Linked DNA regions of Homo sapiens: region 2 is linked to region 1. The links are chromatin loops, found by intact Hi-C in ENCODE. Cell type or tissue: Caco-2. All regions are shown on one strand. Links, peaks and the distances in the headings refer to the core of each region. The heading gives the core; the rest is flanking DNA.

What was found. A loop is a pair of places that touch in the nucleus more often than their neighbours do. Peaks named below come from ENCODE experiments on the same cell type or tissue, not always from the same donor. Only the 100,000 strongest peaks of a DNase experiment are listed, where the experiment ranks them.
Region 2: it touches region 1 in a loop (15-fold over the local background); 1 of 110 quality-filtered maps calls a loop at or near these places.

Annotation. Positions count from the first base shown.
Region 1 is chr14:37,147,399-37,152,791 of GRCh38, reverse strand. The region is part of intron 1 of SLC25A21 (solute carrier family 25 member 21); the gene reads left to right. Among named protein-coding and RNA genes, the nearest start is that of SLC25A21-AS1, 22 kb to the left of the region's middle. In Caco-2, for the core only: CTCF peaks have their summits at 2,133 (motif pointing right) and 2,913 (motif pointing right); no DNase peak of the experiment used is centred there.
Region 2 is chr14:36,978,142-36,983,534 of GRCh38, reverse strand. All of the region lies in intron 1 of SLC25A21 (solute carrier family 25 member 21), which reads left to right. Among named protein-coding and RNA genes, the nearest start is that of MIR4503, 28 kb to the right of the region's middle. In Caco-2, for the core only: no CTCF peak of the experiment used is centred there; a DNase peak (open chromatin) is centred at 2,884.

The sequences.
Region 1 (5,393 bases), core at 129-5,128:
AAAAATTGATATTCTACATGTTTGTAAGTTTTTTGCTTTACACAGTCTTTTAAAAATTTATTTTAAATTCATTTTATTTAGTTTTTTTCTTCTTGTGTTTTACACATTCTAACTCCCCAAACAAACCCATCCACTCTTTGGCTTCAGTGTTGTCTGTTTGCAGGTGACTTCCAGAACTGTGTTTCTGACTTCTCTGCGCTCTGCAGGCTCACATTTTTAAGGTATATAGCAGAAATAAAATGAAATTAACTGGGCATGGTGGCAGGCGCCTGTAGTCCCAGCTAGTCAGGAGGCTGAAGCAGGAGAATTGCTTGAACCCGGAGCAGAGGTTGCAGTGAGCTGAGATTGTGCCACTGCACTTCAGTCTGGGTGAGAGAGCGAGACTCTGTCAAAAAAAAAAAAAAATTGAAATAAAATGAAATTGAGAGTCAGTGGACGCTAATGGTTTTCAAAGATGTTTCAGAGATATATTTTGAAACTAATATCAGACCTTCAAACAAATTATCATTTTCTCATTTCTATTTTGAGTTCAGTCTTTTCATTCATTCTTTTTGTCATCTTTAGAAGTCACAATGAACTTCCTGGGATATTTGTTTGGGTTGGGTAGATCCTTCCTAACTATCATAGTCAATAAGTATGATAAGATTTTAAAAAGTAAGATAAATCTTATCTTTTGAGTGCTAACATTTACTGAATGCTTACTATGTGCAAAGCATCTTACTTTGCTTAAATAATCTCTATTATTATTATTATTTTTGAGATGGGGTTTCTCTCTGTCGCCCACACTGGAGTGCAGTGAAGTGACCTCGGCTCACTGCAAACCCCTTCTCCTGGGTTCAAGCGTCTCTCTTGCCTCAGCCTCCAAAGTAGCTGGGATTACAGGCACATGCCACCCTGCCCAGCTAATATTTGTATTTTTAGTAGAGACAGGGTTTCACTATGTTGGCCAGGCTCGTCTTGAACTCCTGACCTCAAGTGATCTGCCCGCCTTGGCCTCCCAAAGTGCTGGATTCCAGGCATGAGCCAATTTGTAATTTCTTGAAGATGAGGAAAGTGAAGCTCAGAGAAATTAAATATCTTGTTCAAGGCTGATGACAGACACAGACTCAAACTCTGCTCTTTGCTTTCAAAGCTTGAGCTCTCATCCATTACTCCACCCTGCCTCTTAGTGTGCAGAATGAGAAATCAGGTAAGCAGCCCCTTCAAGTATTGCCCCCATAAGTCTTCTTTTTCTCTCTGGTTATGTTAAATACCACAGCTTTTTCTTGAACTTGAGTGTTAATGAACAAACAGGGTCTGCCCTTGTACAAAAGTCCATTTCTTGTTTTTGCAGATTTTTAAATGCCAGCCATAGCTTAAGTATGAAATTCTCCATATTAACCAGCAGTGCCTCTGTTGGCATTAATGCGGCATCTTTTTTTCTGCCAGATGCTACAGGCAATTGGTCAGGAAGTGGGCCAAGCCTCCACCCTCACGTATTGTTAACTGAATTCGCACACAACTAATAAGATACTGGTGTGACTCAGTAGAGTGAGAGCAACCCAAGAGTGGACAGGAGGGGCCTGTCTGAAAAAGGAGGGAATCTTAAGTCGCATGTAATTTAATGTCTGTAAAAACTAGAATAGACTACTGTAGGGAGAACGTATAGCCTCCTCTTTGGAGAAAGAAGAATGAAATTCAATAGAACTCGATAGAATTGGATGACACCTAAAATAGAATCATGGCCCAAAGTAATTTTGCAGAATGAAGAGAAAGAGAGAGAGAGAGAGAGAACCTACCAATGTGCTAATATTTCTTGAAAAGTTACCAATATTTATCGACCATCAAGTATGCCAAATCAGAATAATACAATTGTGAAAAACATTAGTTTTTGTTCTGATTGCTTGAGGCTTCTATTGCTGTTATTATCACTATCATTTTGGGGCATGATTGTAGAGGCAGGTTAAAGCACTTTGGAGTAAATTGCAAGATCCTCTCCAGAGATCTGAGAATGAGCAGCATTATTTTGGAGCGTCCGCCTAGGACAGCACATTTGATTGGCTAGTTTATCACAGTGGACATTTATATCTGAAACTAAGATTACTATTCTGTACTTGTGCAGACCTATAGATGGCGCTGTCTTCCTATAATTTTGGTGATTTGCTTTTTATTTTCTTTTTAAAAGGAAAAGCTTTCTGCAGATATAGTTAGATCTAGAAGTGTGTTAACTTCTGATTACATTCCACTATTGCAAAGCATCTTTGCCTTGCATAGATCATAGAGAATTCTACACTTGAAAAATACAGACTGTACTTTGGGAATTAATTTTTCTTTTAATTGTGATTCATACCTGTGTATGTATGGAAAAATGGGTTTATGTATATGAGTAAGAAAGAGGGATGGAAGAAACTGTTTTTATTTGTATAATATTTATTTTCTTTATGTTGGTTCTTGCCGTAAAATTTGAATTAGAGTCCTGGATAAAATAGAAATCATTGATAAGCTTAGGATAAATGTCATAATTTCTTGTAGATCTTAGAGATTACCTGAAACTCCTAGATTCCATAATTTTGTTTTTCAAAGTTATTAGGGCTAGGGTATGTATTATAGTCATAATAAATTATAAACATCTCTAAACAGGAGCTACAGTGCCAAACACGTAGGTTTTATTTATGTATCTGGGACTCAAATGCCATTTCTTGTTTTAATTCAGTGGCCTTTAACATAAGAAATTGGGTATATGTATGAATAATAATTTTTCTTGAATGTAAGTTCTAAACAGGATTTTTTTCCTTCAACCCTACTCCTTCTGTAAGGAAAAAGTTTTAAGTATGATACATATTATGTTGTGGATTTGGTTTATGAATGGGAAATGCCAGAAGTGCTTGCTTCTGTAATCAAACTTTAACCACAAGATGGCAGTATAACTTTCCCATGTCTTTAAAAAATTTTTAAATAATTACTAAATTAAATTATTTTTTCTCTCTTAATGAGAAATGTATACAGCTAAGGGATTTCAAGATAGTTCTAAGGAGGATGAATATTGAAGGTACTGTACTAAATATAAGAAATATTAAAGACTATTTAGTGATTATTTATTTATTTTTTGAGTCTTGCTCTGTGAGTCAGCCTGAGTCTGTGCCCAGGCTGGAGTTCAGTAGTGCTGTCTCAGCTCACTGCAACCTCTGCCTCCCGGTTTAAGCGATTCTGCTGCCTCAGCTTCCTGAGTAGCTGGGACTACAGGCGCCCACCACCATGCCCAGCTAATTTTTGTATTTTTAGTAGAGATGGGGTTTCAGCTTCCCAAAGTGCTGGGATTGCAGGTGTGAGCCACCGTGGCCGGCCCTAGCGGATTTTTTTTTTGATGGAGCAGTTTTTAGTTGCCCTAAGAAAACATTTAATTTATATTCTGTAAAGTTGAAATAGGAATATGATATGAAAATGGTAAGCAACTTTGTTTTACAGAGCAATATAGTTTCATTAGGTTTGCCTCATAAAGCATCAAGAAAGTGACAGTAGATTTTCTGTTTCTTTCATGTGTTCATGGACATCTGCATTGGTGTATACCTTGTATTTTGAGCTCATAGCTGGAGATTAGAAGTTCAACAAGAAGCAAGGAAGGGAAGAAAAAGAGAAAAGTAGAGGCACTGGCATCTAAGTTAAAAAAAAACAGTGGTGATAATGATGTCTATGTGATTCTTGTTGGCTTCATATCTTCCATAGTCAAAAAATGGATCATCTAGGCAGGCACAGATAGCTCACGCCTGTAATTCCAGCATTTAGGGAGGCCAAAGTGGGGAGAATTGCTTGAGCCCTGGAGGTTGAGGCTATTGTGAGCCATCATTTGTTCATTCAATTTGGATATTTAAATAGCCGTCATCCAGCATTATATATACTGATAATGTTTTCATTGGTATGCTTACATAATATGTAGTATTCCATTTCACTCTGCAAAGAGGCTTTTCACAAGCATCTATTTTACTTTTCCTTGATTTTTTGTTATTAGTTTAAAAGAGTGCATTGGATCTATTTCTTGTTTTTTAAGTCTTATGAAGAGTGAGCCCCTCTAAGGAAGAGACCAAGTCATGTTTATTTTGTATCTCCAGGCCTACCACAGTGCTTTGAATATAGTAGCTGCTCAATAAATGTATATTTATTCAATGCATTTGCCACAAAGCAATTCAATTTCATTGAGACCTGTTTTGCTTATATATCCCCATGTAACCATATAGAAATATGGCAGAAGTAAAGAAAATACCTTCTGATTTAGACGTCAAATACTTTGACCTCTTTCATAGCATCTTATTTTACTGATGGTGGAGGGAATGTTTCTTGTAGGAATCATAGTTTCTCAGAGCAACAATGAAGACAAAACATCTGTGTTTTGACCTATGGTGTATCTAAATGAAGATGATCTCATGCTAAATAGTATGATTTGCTTTCTATAATAGAAATCTGACATACAATCAATATAAAATATACAATGTGTAGCTACACACAAAAATATTTTTTACCTTATAAACTCAAGGACATCTTTTACTTTGCATTATTTATATAAGTTAGAAATATATGACAGTATATATAAAATCACATTTGCGGGCAAGTTGAATGAAAAAAGACTCACAGTTACCATATGTAGGAAAAACATATAAGCAAAATACATAAGGAAAATAAGGGCTGGGGGTGGTGGCTCATGCCTGTAATCCCAGCACTTTGGGAGGCCCAGGTAGACCGATCACTTGAGGTCAGGAGTTCGAGACCAGCCTGACCAACATGGAGAAACCCCGTCTCTACTAAAAATACAAAAATCAGCCAGGTGTGGTGGTGAGTGCCTGCAATCCCTGCTACTCGGGAGGCTGAGGCAGGAGAATTGTACCCGGGAGGCGGAGGTTGCAGTGAACTGAGATCACATCACTGCACTCCAGCCTGGGCTACAGAGTTGAGACTCTGTCTCAAAAAAAAAAAAAAGAAAAGAAAAAAAAGAAAAAGGAAATATAGTTACCATGTGTGAGAAAAAGTGTGGTCTCATGTAATGCCCTAAACATATATGTCATGTTTCAAAAATCTGTAGTTTTAGGTGAGTTTGAGGTCAGAATGCATTTCCCCCTAGAACAATGTTATGCAATTCATGGGCAAGCCACAAAAATTTTCTTCCTTTTTTTTAAAAAAAAAAAAAAACCTGAAATAAGTGTGAAATACCAGTAATGGCAGCTCTAAGCCCTAGGGCATTTAGGATTCCTAAGCCCAAATATAGGGTCCTCTGTCCTTCTGAGGCTAGCTTCCCTGGAGGTTTTAAGAGCTCTAACTGGTGGAGAATGGGATAGAGATACTCAGATGTGGAGATAGTGTGGTGGCTTCTCGTTGACAATGAGATAGGAAGGTGCCAGCAGCCAAGAAGGAAAGGGTGACAGACA
Region 2 (5,393 bases), core at 114-5,113, 170 kb after region 1:
AGCATTGTGTAAGCATTCTCTTTTTTCCACATATTTTTTGTTTCTTTACTTTTTCATAATAGAGTACTGTAAATATTGGGGTAAGAAAAGTAGAAGCTTCTGAGGGGAGGTTTTTGACTGTTTTGTTTACTGCTGTATATTAGCACCTACACTAATGTCTGGCATATAGTAGGTACCCAAATGTATTTGTGAAATAAATGAATCAGAAGCATAACAGAAAGACTATGATTCCTTCCTCCCATATCTAATTTTAGAATAAAAGTAAGTGAAAGAAAGAAGCAGTGCTCTGAGAGTGAACCCAGGAATATGGACTACTCATTGAAAATGCACTTCGTAAGTGTATGCTATCTAGAACATCTTTATATCATGTTTCAGGGTTTTGTATTCAAGACTCTTAAATGTCAAGTGAAGAGAAAAGTAACTTTTCTTTTTAAAAACTTTATAGGATTAATGTCTAGAGATAGTTAATATCAAATGAAAGGCCAACTGTTAATTTTGGAGCATTATTCAATCATACTTTATGGTTATTAGCCATTCCTTTAGCCTATTTTGAAAAAACTCAAAGGAAATTATTTTTAATCTTTAATTTAGGCTTGGGAAAGTAAAGTAGGACAAACAAGTGTGTTCCTCTTGAAACACACTTGAAGAGGGATATTATTTAGTAAGATATATCTGCATTAGCCTTTTGTTTTGTTTGTTGTTGTTGTTGTTGTTTTTTGTTGAGATGGAGTCTCACTCTATGGCCCAGGCTGGAGTGCAGTGTCGCCGTTTTGGCTTACTGCAACCTCTGGCTCCCAGGCTCAAGCGATCCTCCCATCTCACCCCCAGAGTAGCTGGGACTACAGGTGTGTGCCACCATGCCCAGCTAATTTTTGTATTTTTGATAGAGACAGGGTTTTGCCATGTTGGTCAGGCTGGTCTTGAACTCCTGAGCTCAAGCAATCCATCTGCCTTGGCCTCCCAAAGTGGTGTGATTACTGCACCCGGTACAGCCAATTAAAAAAAAATCAGTCCACCTAATAAATACTAAAACCTTTCATGGTTAAAAATTCTACTGCTTAGATGGCCCTGTGCTTATTTTTAAAATTTTGTTCTTTGTTCCATGTGTGCGAGCCCCAACAGGATGAAAAGGAGGTTACTATGTGGTGATATTTGAATAATATTTTACTATTTTTGTACACTGCAGGTTTACTCATTAAGGAATGTTCACATTAAGAATGTTAGTCATAATACACAATGAATAATTTGGATTCTCAATGAGTCACACTTTCTGTGATGGAATATTTTGAAATAACTTCCTCATAGCATAAAACTTATTTGAAAATGAGTTTAAAATCTGTTCTATAGTTTGATTCTATTCTGAAATCTGTTCTATAATTTGGTGCTGAACTTTTACTTGTAAATAATGAGATCACATCATGTTGACAGTAATAGATACTCTCCATGTTTTGCAAGAACTTCCCAGATATTTGACTATATGGGATCACTATAGTCATACCTTAAAGGACACAAAATCATAGGCATGGCCAATGGAAAACTTAAGCGTGTTGTGTGCATGACACCAAAACAATCATTCAGTTCAGTATAATTGTGAGGATTAAAATCAGTAGATACATCAACTCGCCTGTTAGGTATTGAGTGGATCAAATAATTCAACAGTTTTTTATTTATTTTTTTAATTTAATTTTATTTTTATTATTATACTTTAAGTTCTAGGGTACATGTGCACAAGGTGCAGGTTTGTTACATATGTATACATGTGCCATGTTGGTATGCTGCACCCATTAACTCGTCATTTACATTAGCTATATCTCCTAATGCTATCCCTCCCTTTTCCCCCCACCCCACGACAGGCCCCAGTGTGTGATGTTCCCCACCCTGTGTCCAAGTGTTCTCATTGTTCAATTCCCACCTATGAGTGAGAACACGCGGTGTTTGGTTTTCTGTCCTTGCGATAGTTTGCTGAGAATGATGGTTTCCAGCTTCATCCATGTTCCTACAAAGGACATGAACTTATCCTTTTTTATGGCTGCATAGCATTCCATGGTGTATATGTGCCACATTTTCTTAATCCAGTCTATCATTGTTGGACATTTGGGTTGGTTCCAAGTCTTTGCTATTGTGAATAGTGCTGCAATAAACATACGTGTGCATGTGTCTTTATAGTAGCATAATTTATAATCCTCTGGGTATAGACCAAGTAATGGTATGGCTGGGTCAAATGATATTTCTAGTTACAGATCCTTGAGGAATCGCCACGCTGTCTTCCACAGTGATTGAACTAGTTTACAGTCCCAAGAGCAGTGTAAAAGCGTTCCTATTTCTCCACATCTTCTCCAGCACCTGTAGTTTCCTGACTTTTTAATGATCACCATTCTAACTGGTGTGAGATGGTATCTCATTGTGGTTTTTGATTTGCATTTCTCTGATGGCCAGTGATCATGAGCATTTTTTCATGTGTCTATTGGCTGCCTAAATGTCTTCTTTTGAGAAGTGTCTGTTCATATACTTTGCCCACTTTTTGATGGGTTTGTTTGATTTTTTCTTGTAAACTTAAGTTCTTTGTAGATTCTGGATATTAGCCCTTTGTCCGATGGGTAGATTGTAAAAATTTTCTCCCATTCTGTAGGTTGCCTGTTCACTCTGATGGTAGTTTCTTTTGCTGTGCAGAAGCTCTTTAGTTTAATTGGATTCCATTTGTCAATTTGGCTTTTGTTGCCATTGCTTTTGGTGTTTTAGTCATGAAATCCTTGCCCATGCCTATGTCCGGAATGGTATTGCCTAGGTTTTCTTAAATCAGAGCGCCTCTTCTCCTCCAAAGGAATGCAGCTCCTCTCCAGCAATGGAACAAAGCTGGACAGAGAATGAGTTTGATGAGTTGAGAGAAGAGATGAATGGCTAACTAGAGTAAACAGCATAGAGAAGACCTTAAATGACCTGACAGTGCTGATAACCATGGCATGAGAACTATGTGACACTTGCACAAGCTTCAGTAGCCAATTCGATCAACTGGAAGAAAGGGTATCAGTGATTGAAGATCAAATGAATGAAATGAAGCGAGAAGAGAAGTTTAGAGAAAAAAGTAAAAAGAAATGAACAAAGCCTCCAAGAAATATGGGACTATGTGTAAAGACCAAATCTACATCTGATTGGTGTACCTGAAAGTGACAGGGAGAATGGAACCAAGTTGGAAAACACTCTTCAGGATATTATCTGGGATAACTTCCCCAACCTAGCAAGGCAGGCCAACATTCAAATTCAGGAAACACAGAGAACACCACAAAGATACTCCTCGAGAAGGGCAACTCCAAGACACATACTTGTCAGATTCACCAAAGTTGAAATGAAGGAAAAGATGTTAAGGGCAGCCAGAGAGAAAGGTCGGGTTACCCACAAAGGGAAACCCATCAACAGTTTTTTAACTGTCATTGTGTACACCCAGCCTGTACTTTCGTAAGTAAGCAGAGGATAAATAACAATATGTCAGTGACCTTAAGTCTTCCCTATAGGTAACTACTACTATCATTGAAGCACTGGACTAGGTCTGGGGACTAGGCACTGGACTAGGATCCTGTCCCTGCCCTTCAGGATTTTATATGGGCAGTGGCTTAAAAAATATGTTTTATTTAACTTGAGTCTCTGTGGTCTTACAAATTGCTGGATTATAGTTCTGCAGATCCTTTGCCCTGCAGAGGATACTTCTCTTTCTTTAGAAAGTCAGAAACAAAGATGAAAACACCATGATTAATTTACACACAAAGTTTTTAAAGGTGGGTTTTCAGGGTCCGGGTTTTTCTTCATGATCTGCTATTTATGTAACCAGTTAAAAAGTTGTTTATATTTAGACAGTGTAAGCAAAGTTTAAAAAATACTACCTTTGGCTGGGCATGGTGGCTTGCGCCTGTAATACCTGCACTTTGAGAGGTCAAGATAGGTGGATCACTGAAGGTCGGTAGTTCGAGACCAGCCTGGCCAATATGGCAAAACCCTGTCTCTACTAAAAATACAAAAATTAGCCAGGTGTGGCAGCGCACACCGGTAGTCACAGCTACTTGGGAGGCTGACGCAGGAGAATTGCTTGAACCCAGGAGGCGGAGGCTGCAGTGAGCCACTATCACGCCACTGCACTCCAGCCTGGGCGACAGAGCAAGACTTCATCTCAAAACAAACAAACAAACAAACAAAAACAGTAAAAAAAAAAACCAAAAAAACACTACCTTAATTGGTTATTTTGATTATCTCACAGTCTTCCATATTAATTTTTTACTGATTTTTGACTGACTTGTTTTTCAATATAGGAATATAAGCTATCAAGGCAAAGACCCCATTTTCTAGTTCGTTTGAGTAGCTCAAAGGACCAGGAAATTTCTTGAGTTTGACAAGGAACAGCATCATGCTGTCTAACCTGTTAAAGCATACTGTTGTCTTACAGTAAACTGTTTTTTTTGATACAGGGTCTTGCTCTGTCTTCCAGGCTGGAGTGCAGTGGTGCCATATCGGCTCACTGCAGCCTCAACCTTCTGGGCCCAGGTGATCCTCCCACCTCAGCCTCCTGAGTAGCTGGGATTGCAGGTGCGTGGCAGCACGTCTGGCTAATTTTTGTATTTTTAGTAGAGACAAGGTATTGCTATGTTGCCCAGCTCAGTAAACTTTTTTTGAAGACTTAGAACAGCGGGTTGATATTAGCACTCCTAGCAATGTGCCTGATTTAGAGTCGGTGAATGGCTTAGGTACTGAGATCATCTGACTCTTCAAAGGGCATTAACTTCTAATCTACTTGAGAGTAACCAAGTCTAAATGGTATACAATATGCAAAACAAAATCCTCCAAGTTAAGTAATTATAGTATTTTAGAACATACTAAAACTATGTGAGTATTTAATTATTGTAAAGTTTTATATTATATTAGATTTTATACTCTATTTTGAGGCAGGAGTATCATCATAAAATAGAATTAAGTACAGGCATACCTCGTTTTATTGTACTTTGCTTTGCCATGCTTTGCAGATACTGAGTTTTTAGCAAATTGAAGGTTTGTGGCAGCCCTGTGTCCAGCATGTCTATCAGTGCCATTTTCCTAGCAACATGTACCTACTTCGTTAGCATTTGTTAGCAATAAAATATTTTTAATTAAGATATGCACATCATTTTTTTAGGCATAACACTATCACACACTTAATAGACTATAGTATAGTGTAAACATAACTTTTATGTGCACTGGGAAACCAACAAATTTGTGTGACTCACCTTATTGTAGTAATCGCTTTATTGTAGTAGTCTAGAACCAAACCCATAGTATCTCCAAGGTATGCCTGTATATAGATAAGAATTATCCATCAAAATTGCTGCCTTAGAATTATTGTAGCAGTTCTGCCACTTCTCAGAATATTGTTG